Regions from separate parts of the Homo sapiens genome. Here region 1 is linked to region 2. A link is an interaction called in ENCODE POLR2A ChIA-PET data of the cell type or tissue named here. Cell type or tissue: Panc1. All regions are shown on one strand. Region 1 overlaps SLC17A5 (solute carrier family 17 member 5). Region 2 overlaps EEF1A1-AS1 (EEF1A1 antisense RNA 1).

Region 1 (4,000 bases), 110 kb before region 2:
CCAAGGTAGGTGGATCACTTGAGGTTAGGAGTTTGAGACCAGCCTGGCCAACAGGTGAAACCCCATCTCTACTAAAAATACAAAAATTAGCCGGGCATGGTGGTGCACACCTGTAATTGCAGCTACTCGGGAGGATGAAGTGGGAGAACTGCTTGAACCCGGGAGGCAGAGGTTGCAGTGAGCCAAGATCGCGCCACTGCACTCCAGCCTGGACGACAGCAAGTCTCCATCTCAAAAGAAAAAAAAATGGTTAAGATTGACCATCCTTACCTCTTGTGCTCTTGCCACCGTTAAACTCTGCTCTATCATTGATGCCCAAGTCTGAAGCACATTTTACACAATAGACTGTTGAGTTGCATTTAATTTCTTTTTTATCGCTTATTCTTTTATTTTTTCTGGTCTTGTAACTTAGAGACAAATATTTTATGATTTTATATAACTATCTCAATTTAGTTCTATGATTCTGCTCTTTTTAGAAGTATTATTGATTTTTGCCTCTTTTATTTCCCTCCTCTTAATAGTTTTATCATTTTTTAAAATTTTGATTCTTGTCTTTCTTTTCCTTCCCACTTTTCTTTTGTATTTCATCATGTGTACCCCCATACTTAATAATTTTCACTTTTCCTTTATAACTTCGAACTTCTACCTCTGAAATCCAGGGAATGGTGTATTTTGCTCTCTTGCATTTCTTTAATTCAAGCAAGATAATGGCCACTGGGCTTGGTGTAGAGGATGAAGATTATTTTAAGTAGCAGTGTATCATGCTGTTGGAATGAACACTGGACCAGAGTTTGAATAATAGCTCTATTGTATCTAACAGTGAAACCTTAGGTAAGCTCTAATCTCTAGATCTCAGTCCCATCATTTTTTAAACTGGGACTAAAATACCTTCCCTGTTTTCAGTCACAGATTAGATATAAAATTCATATGTGATAAGGATTGCTAGAATACTTTGGAAATTGCCAGGTACTATTAAAAGATTTTTCATTCATCTGAATGTTTTTATTTTGTTCTTATCAGTAGAGGTCCATTAAGTAAACCCTTCCTGATCACAAAATTAAAATTACTCCTCTATTACCAGGTTCCTGTTCTTCTTGACAAAGTAAAATATACTTAAATCTAGCATATTTTCTCTGATCCTAGTATTCAATCTCCTTGCTGAATGTATTCCCATATTTTACTTCCAGTTTATGCCACTAATTTAACATTACGGCATATTGATCATATTACCACTGTTATCTCAGGTGACATTTTATTTATTCATTTATTTATTTTTTTCTAGTCTTTGAGACGGAGTCTCACTCTGTTGCCCAGGCTGGAGTGCAGTGGCATGATCTCGGCTCACTGCAACCTCCGCTTCCTGAGTTCAAGCAATTCTCCTTCCTCAGCCTCCCAAGTAGGTGGGATTACAGGCATGCGCCACCATGCCTGGCTAATTTTTGTATATTTAGTAGAGGCGGGGTTTCACCATGTTGGCCAGGCTGGTCTCGAACTTCTGGCATCAAGTGATCCACCTGCCTCCGCCTCCCAAAGTGCTGGGATTACAGGCATGAGCCACCGTGTCCAGCCAACAACTAAATAGAATTTAAGTTGTATTTATACTCAGGTTCTCTCGTCCTTCTTCATCCCTTCAATATGTATCACAGGTGCATTTCCTCATTCATAAAGGACACTTAGATTACTATCTTGCATTCCTACCATCTGATTCACCATAAATATACCTACATTGTCCCTAGGTTTTATAATAAAGTTTTCTACAACATAATCTCTGTGGGCATTTCCAAACATCTCAAGTTTTCTTCTATAATGACTCATCCTGTGGATGCTCCATCATATAGATTCTTATTGATTTGCAATGTACCTAAATCATCTTTGCCTTCCATTGGTATTACTTTTTTTTAATTCCTTTTGTTTTTGTTTTTGAAAGAGTCAGCGGAAAGTACAAAGTATTAAAACATTTATTCTTCTCTCCACTAATAATAGCACTAGTTACCATTTATCTTTACAACAATTATGCAACCGCCTTGAAGTTCAGGGAGGTTAACTAATCTTTCTGAAGTGACACAGAGAGTGTCCAAGGAGAGCCGTTCTCTCTCACTGTCCTGTGGTATCTCCTCATTTACCCAGTCTCTATGAAACTCCCTGTTTCCACATCCTGTTAGCTCTCCGTGTCAGTAATTGGCATCTACTAGGCTTGTTATCACAGGAAAAAAAAGAAGAAAGGCTGTAAACATGCTAATTGAATTCATCCTTTTTTTAATAGGACTGTTTTTCTGGTTGATTGTCAGCTTGAATTTTTTTTCAGTATCCCAAAATATTAGCTCAGTATTTTTTAAAGTTATAAGTTAGTAATATTCCCTTTCATTCAGGTGATTAATAAAGTGAATGAGTAAAATTAACCTTGAGCAAGATCCCTTTATGTCCTCACTCAGTACAATTATTTTAGATTTATTGTAACCCTTATCTTGTTGTCTTAAAACCAGTTCCAAAATCCATGAATCTTTGGGGAGTTTTACTTTTTTTTTTTAAGAGATGGTGTCTCACTACGTTACCCAGGCTGATCTCGAACTCCTGGGCTCAAGCAATCCTCCTGCCTTGGCCTCCCAAAGTGCTGGGATTACAGGCATGAGCCACCACACCCAGCCTCAAATTCTGAAAGTACTTCATTATAAGATATTTTCACTTAACACTGTAAAAATTTCTCATTTCATGGAACCTGATTCGTTTGATTCTTATCCAGAAAATGCTTTTGTAGCAAAATACTTAACTTACTTTAAAGCATTAACAAAACTACCTTACATTTCATCAGAAATATCATGTTCCCTTCTCTCAGGGTGTTACATTTCCAGCCATGCATGCCATGTGGTCTTCTTGGGCTCCCCCTCTTGAAAGAAGCAAACTTCTTAGCATTTCATATGCAGGTGAGATAACAATTACCAAATTTTGCTGTAATATGTTATGTATATATCAACCTTTGGGAAAAAGGGCCTGCATACCAGAACGATGCAATGTTGGATTGGATGCCCCTTTGGGGAGAACATTAAGTTTCGGTAGTATAACTTTATTACCAATTTTTCTCTTTGGCTCAACAACTTATAGTAATGCAGCTTAATTGACTAATGTCATTTTCCCCATCTGCCATCATCTATTTCAAAGTATGTTGTGTTTTCAGATATTGGTATAGAGATGCTATTTTTTTTCTTTTTCTGTTTACTTTTTTGGGGGTTTTAAATTTTATTTTTGTTTGTTTAGAGATGCTATTTAAAAAAAAGAAAAAAAAAGGCCAGTAGCTAGAAAATTGAGTGTTTTTGTCCTTAAATTGTGATTTCTGTTTTGATTAACTAATGAATGTATCATGATTCTCAACCCCTCTCTTCATGCATCTTTTTTCTATTGCATCTTTATTTGCCATCATTTTGATCTACAGGTGAGATAACATGAGTTTTATATATGTGAATTATAATTTTATCAGATTGCATAAGAAATTCTAGCCTTTCTTTCATTGACTAAATTAAAATTTTTCCACCGGACTGCTTTTTAAATACAGTAGTTGAGAAAAGGCCTCTCTGTGGTACTTTTAAGCTAAAATCTGAAGGATAAGAACAAACCATTCATGCAGGGAGAAGAGCATTTCAGCCAATCAGAACAGCATGTACGAGGGCACTCAGGCAAGAAATAACATAAGGGTTAAAAGAAGTGGAAAACTACCTTGGATGGCTAGAACTCAGTGAGTAAGGAGGATGATGGCATAAGATGAGGTTAGAGAAAGAGATAAGAGCCGGGTTATATCAGGTCTTACAGGCTACAGGAAAAAATGTAGATTGTTTTTTAAGAGGCATGATTCAATTACATTTTAAGAAGATTATTCTTGCAGCTATGTTGAGATTGACATGAGAAATCTGATGATAGGTTCAAGAACAGGTACTATCTAAGGTTCCCTTTTACCTATTGAATAAATCCCAAACTCCTTGAACTAGGGGCAAGATTCTTTACAGTCTTC
Region 2 (4,000 bases):
CGCGAGACTTGGATCCAGGTTGGTCTGTCTCCAGAGATTCAACGTTCTTCGCAGGCTCCTTGAGGGCCTTGGTGAATGCCCCCAGACAGATCTATCTTGCTATCTGTTACTGTCTTGTAGGAGTAAACTCTTCCTCCCACTTTCTTTCCTAGAGCAGTCAACTCCATAGCCTCCCACCTTCATAGCCTCCTTTCACTGGCTTATGCCCACAGTTCATACCAAACCCAGGTGAGACTTTCTGTCCTTTGAGAAGGTTTCCCTGCTGCTGTCCTCCAAACCCAGGTGAGACTCTCTGCCCTCTGGGAAGCTTTGCGTGCTGCTGTCCTCATCCCCTCCCTGAGTCTGAATCTGTCCTGAATGCTCAAAAGCACCTTAGGCATACTTGGTTCCAGGACTCATGCTCTCCTGGAGTTACCTGTTTACTATTTGTCTTCCTTCCCCTACCTCTCCAGGGCTCTGCCACATATGCTATGCAGCAGAGATTGCTTTTTGTCTCCTAGTGCCTAGCTCAGTGCCTGGCACAGAACAGATGCTCAATAAATGTCTGATGGATAGATGAATAAAGACTGACTTCAGAAATCCTGCACAATTACCATCATCTTTTTTTTCTTTTCAGACATGAGGGTCTCACTCTGTTGCCCAGATGGCAATAATCATATCTCACTGCAGCCTCAAACTCCTGGCCTTAAGTCATCCTCCCACCTCAGCCTCCTGAGTAGCTGGAATTAGTGGCACAAGCTGCCATGCCCAGCACCAACATATATTGAATGTCATAATTCAAAAGTCCTTGCCACTTACAGAACACACACATTGTCACATGTATGTATAACACTTGTATAGATTGGTGAATCTATAATTCTAATACTTAAATGAAATTGACCAAATAGTACTCATTATTAGGATAAATGTTGAGAATTTGTAAAGTACTCTACATTTTAAACAGATTTTTGCTTTTTTTGTGTGTGTCTTTTTTTTTTTCTTCCTTTTTGTGGAGAACGGGGTCTCGCTATATTGCCCAGGCAGGTCTAGAACTCCCGGGCTCAAGCTATCCTCCCGCCTCTGCCTCCCTGAGAGCTGGGATTACAGGCATGAGCCACCGTGCCCGGACAGATTTTTGCTTTTTAAAAGAGCTGGCTGGGCGCGGTGGCTCACGCCTGCAATCCCAGCACTTTGGGAGGCCAAAGCAGGCAGATTTCCTGAGGTCAGGAGTTCGAGAACAGCCTGGCCAACATGGTGAAACTCCATCTCTACTAAAAATACAAAAATTAGCCAGGGGTGGTGGCATGTGCCCGTAATCCCAGCTACTCCAGAGGCTGAGGCAGGAGAATTGTTTGAATCTGGGAGGTGGAGGTTGCAGTGAGCCGAGATCATGCCACTGCACTCCAGCCTGGGCAACAGAGCAAGACTCTGTCTCAAAAAAATAAATAAATAAAATAAAAGCGCTAATGATTATTTTCTAAGTATAATGAGCGCTGACATTTGTAAAAATGGTTTGCATCATCTGGTCCATTATCTTATTTAATCCTTATGATCAATTCTATGAAATAGATGTTAGATTATTTTACTATGAAATAATGAGCTCAGGCCAGGCGTGGTGGCTCATGCCTGTAATCCCAGCAATTTGGGAGGCCGAGGAGGGCAGATCATGAGGTCAGGAGTTCAAGACCAGCCTGGCCAACATAGTGAAACCTCGTCTCTACTAAAAATACAAAAAAATTAGCCAGGCATGGTGGTGGGCGCCTGTAATCCCAGCTGCTTGGGAGGTTGAGACAGAAGAATCACTTGAACCCAGGAGGCGGAGGTTGCAGTGACCGGAGATTGCACCACTGCATTTCAGCCTGGGTGACAGTGCGAGACTCCATCTCAAAAAATAAAAATAAAAAAAAGAAATAATGAGCTCAAGTGTGATTTATTCAAGATCACTCTGATAAAGAAATTATGTGGGACTACGAATATATTCCAGCTTGTCTCTTAGTCAAGTGCTCTGTTAACTATATCACCTATGAAGACAAAGAAATACTGAAAATTCATATGATTTATAAAATATGGATTCACAAATGAATACTGAGTGAGGGGGCCCTGCTACTGGGCTTACAACTGCTGGGCTCTGCTCAGGAACCCTAATCTGGTCCAGAGTGAGCAGTATGGTCTCAGCCCAGCGTTTCACGAGTCTTCAAGCCTTCAGGCTTTCTTTTAATCAAGATGAGTGATAAACCCAAACTTGTCAGAAGTGAAGTTTGACAGGTCAAAATTGAAGAAAACTAACACTGGAGAAAAAAATAGGCTTTCTTCCAAGGAAACTATCCAGCAGGAGAAATACGGTGTTCAAACATCATATAATGGGGGCTGGGCATGATGGCTCACGTCTGTAATCTTTGGTAGGCTGAGGTGGGTGGATCACCTGAGGTCAGGAGTTCGAGACCACCCTGGCCAACATGGCTAAGCCCTGTCTCTATTAAAAATACAAAAATTAGCCAGGTGTGGTGGCACATGTCTGTAGTCACAGCTACTCGGGAGACTGAGGCAGGAGAATCGCTTGAACCCGGGAGGCGGAGGTTGCAGTGAGCTGAGATCATGACACTGCACTCCAGCCTGGGTGACAGAGTGAGACTCCATCTCAAACAAACAAAGAAAAAAATGAATTAGGCATGGTGGTGTATGCCTGCAATCCCAGCTACATGGAAGTCTCAGGCGGGTGAATCACTTGAACCCGGGAGGCGGAGGTTGTAGTGAGCCAAGATCATGCCACTGTATTCTAGCCTGGGTGACAGAATAAGACTCCGTCTCAAAACAAAACAAAACAAAGCAAAACACCAAAAATCTTCCCATTGGCACATAAATTCCACATGGCAGATGCTGCCAATAATCTAACCATTGATGACCTGTGTGTGTATAGTCTTTGCACCTCCTACAGGAAAAGCCAATTTTAACCTTCTATGAGTGTCTCCATTGCTTCATAATCTTTATGAAGTTGCATGCCTTTGCAGCTTCTCAGAGTGTATTTTCATTTCTAATGTAGCAATAAAATAATATACTTACTAAAAAAAATAGCAAGGGAAGAAAATCATTTCCTTCATACCAAGTAAGAGAGCACTTATCATGGTAGGCACTGGCTTTGCAATTATGAGACCAGTAGTAGAAATAGCTTTAGTTTCCTCAATTTTCCTGGAGTATTCTTCAGACTTTCTTTACACTGCTAAAATGAGAGTAACATTTCATTGTATAACCTCTGTACAATTTCTTACCATGTACATGTATTACCTACGTAAAAATGCTTACAATTACAAAGATACCAATGAGTTTATTTTCTCTACTGACTCAAGTTGGTGTCACAGGCATACCAATTAAGGACAGGCATTCTCCAAAAAGCATGTAGAAACACTGTCTTTTGTACTAATAAAGAGCCCCCATGTCTTTTCATGTCATTGCATATTAGAATTGTGACATAGGTGTTAAGTAGGAACAAAGAGGCAACCCATTTCACAGATGTACTCAGAACTGCTGGGCTGTCATAGGTCTAAGCAGAAGAGCGAGGACTAAATCCCTAATTTTCTGACACCGATGCCACTGATATTTTCATTATATCAGGCTGCCTCGACCTGCTGGTAAGGGTTAGGACTAGCTCTCTGACAGATTACCCTGGTTCCAATCCTGCTCTGCTGGGCCCTAAGGTACCATGAAAAAAGATCACCAAGCTGTATTAGGTGAAAAAAGCAAGGTGGCATATTGTATTTTACCATTTTGTGCAAAAAAAGGTAAAACTTTAAAAAAGAATATATGTCTATATGTGCTTATTACGCATAAACTGCCTGTTGCCCATTGCTGCTCCATCTATACAATGTGGGTGGTAGGATTACAATAAATATTGCAAATATTAGAACAGTGCCTGTCACACTAAAGTGTCATTTTATTTGGATTCTCGGCTGGGCGTGGTGGCTCATGCCTGTAATCCTAGCACTTTGGGAGGCCGAGTTGGGCAGATCACGAGGTCAGGAGATCA

The links. ChIA-PET counts read pairs that join two places held together with the same protein. Peaks named below come from ENCODE experiments on the same cell type or tissue, not always from the same donor. Only the 100,000 strongest peaks of a DNase experiment are listed, where the experiment ranks them.
Region 1: POLR2A ChIA-PET joins it to region 2 with 8 read pairs; 29 of 35 experiments call an interaction of 5 or more read pairs at or near these places.

The regions. Positions count from the first base shown.
Region 1 is chr6:73,637,333-73,641,332 of GRCh38, reverse strand. It overlaps SLC17A5 (solute carrier family 17 member 5), which reads left to right. Exons shown (of 11, transcript NM_012434.5): 4 at 2,834-2,921. Among named protein-coding and RNA genes, the nearest start is that of SLC17A5, 15 kb to the left of the region's middle. RefSeq lists an enhancer at 867-1,036. In Panc1, no CTCF peak of the experiment used is centred here; no DNase peak of the experiment used is centred here.
Region 2 is chr6:73,525,082-73,529,081 of GRCh38, reverse strand. It overlaps EEF1A1-AS1 (EEF1A1 antisense RNA 1), which reads right to left. Exons shown (of 5, transcript NR_187283.1): 3 at 3,040-3,196. Among named protein-coding and RNA genes, the nearest start is that of EEF1A1-AS1, 3.5 kb to the right of the region's middle. In Panc1, no CTCF peak of the experiment used is centred here; no DNase peak of the experiment used is centred here; H3K27ac peaks cover 2,767 bases.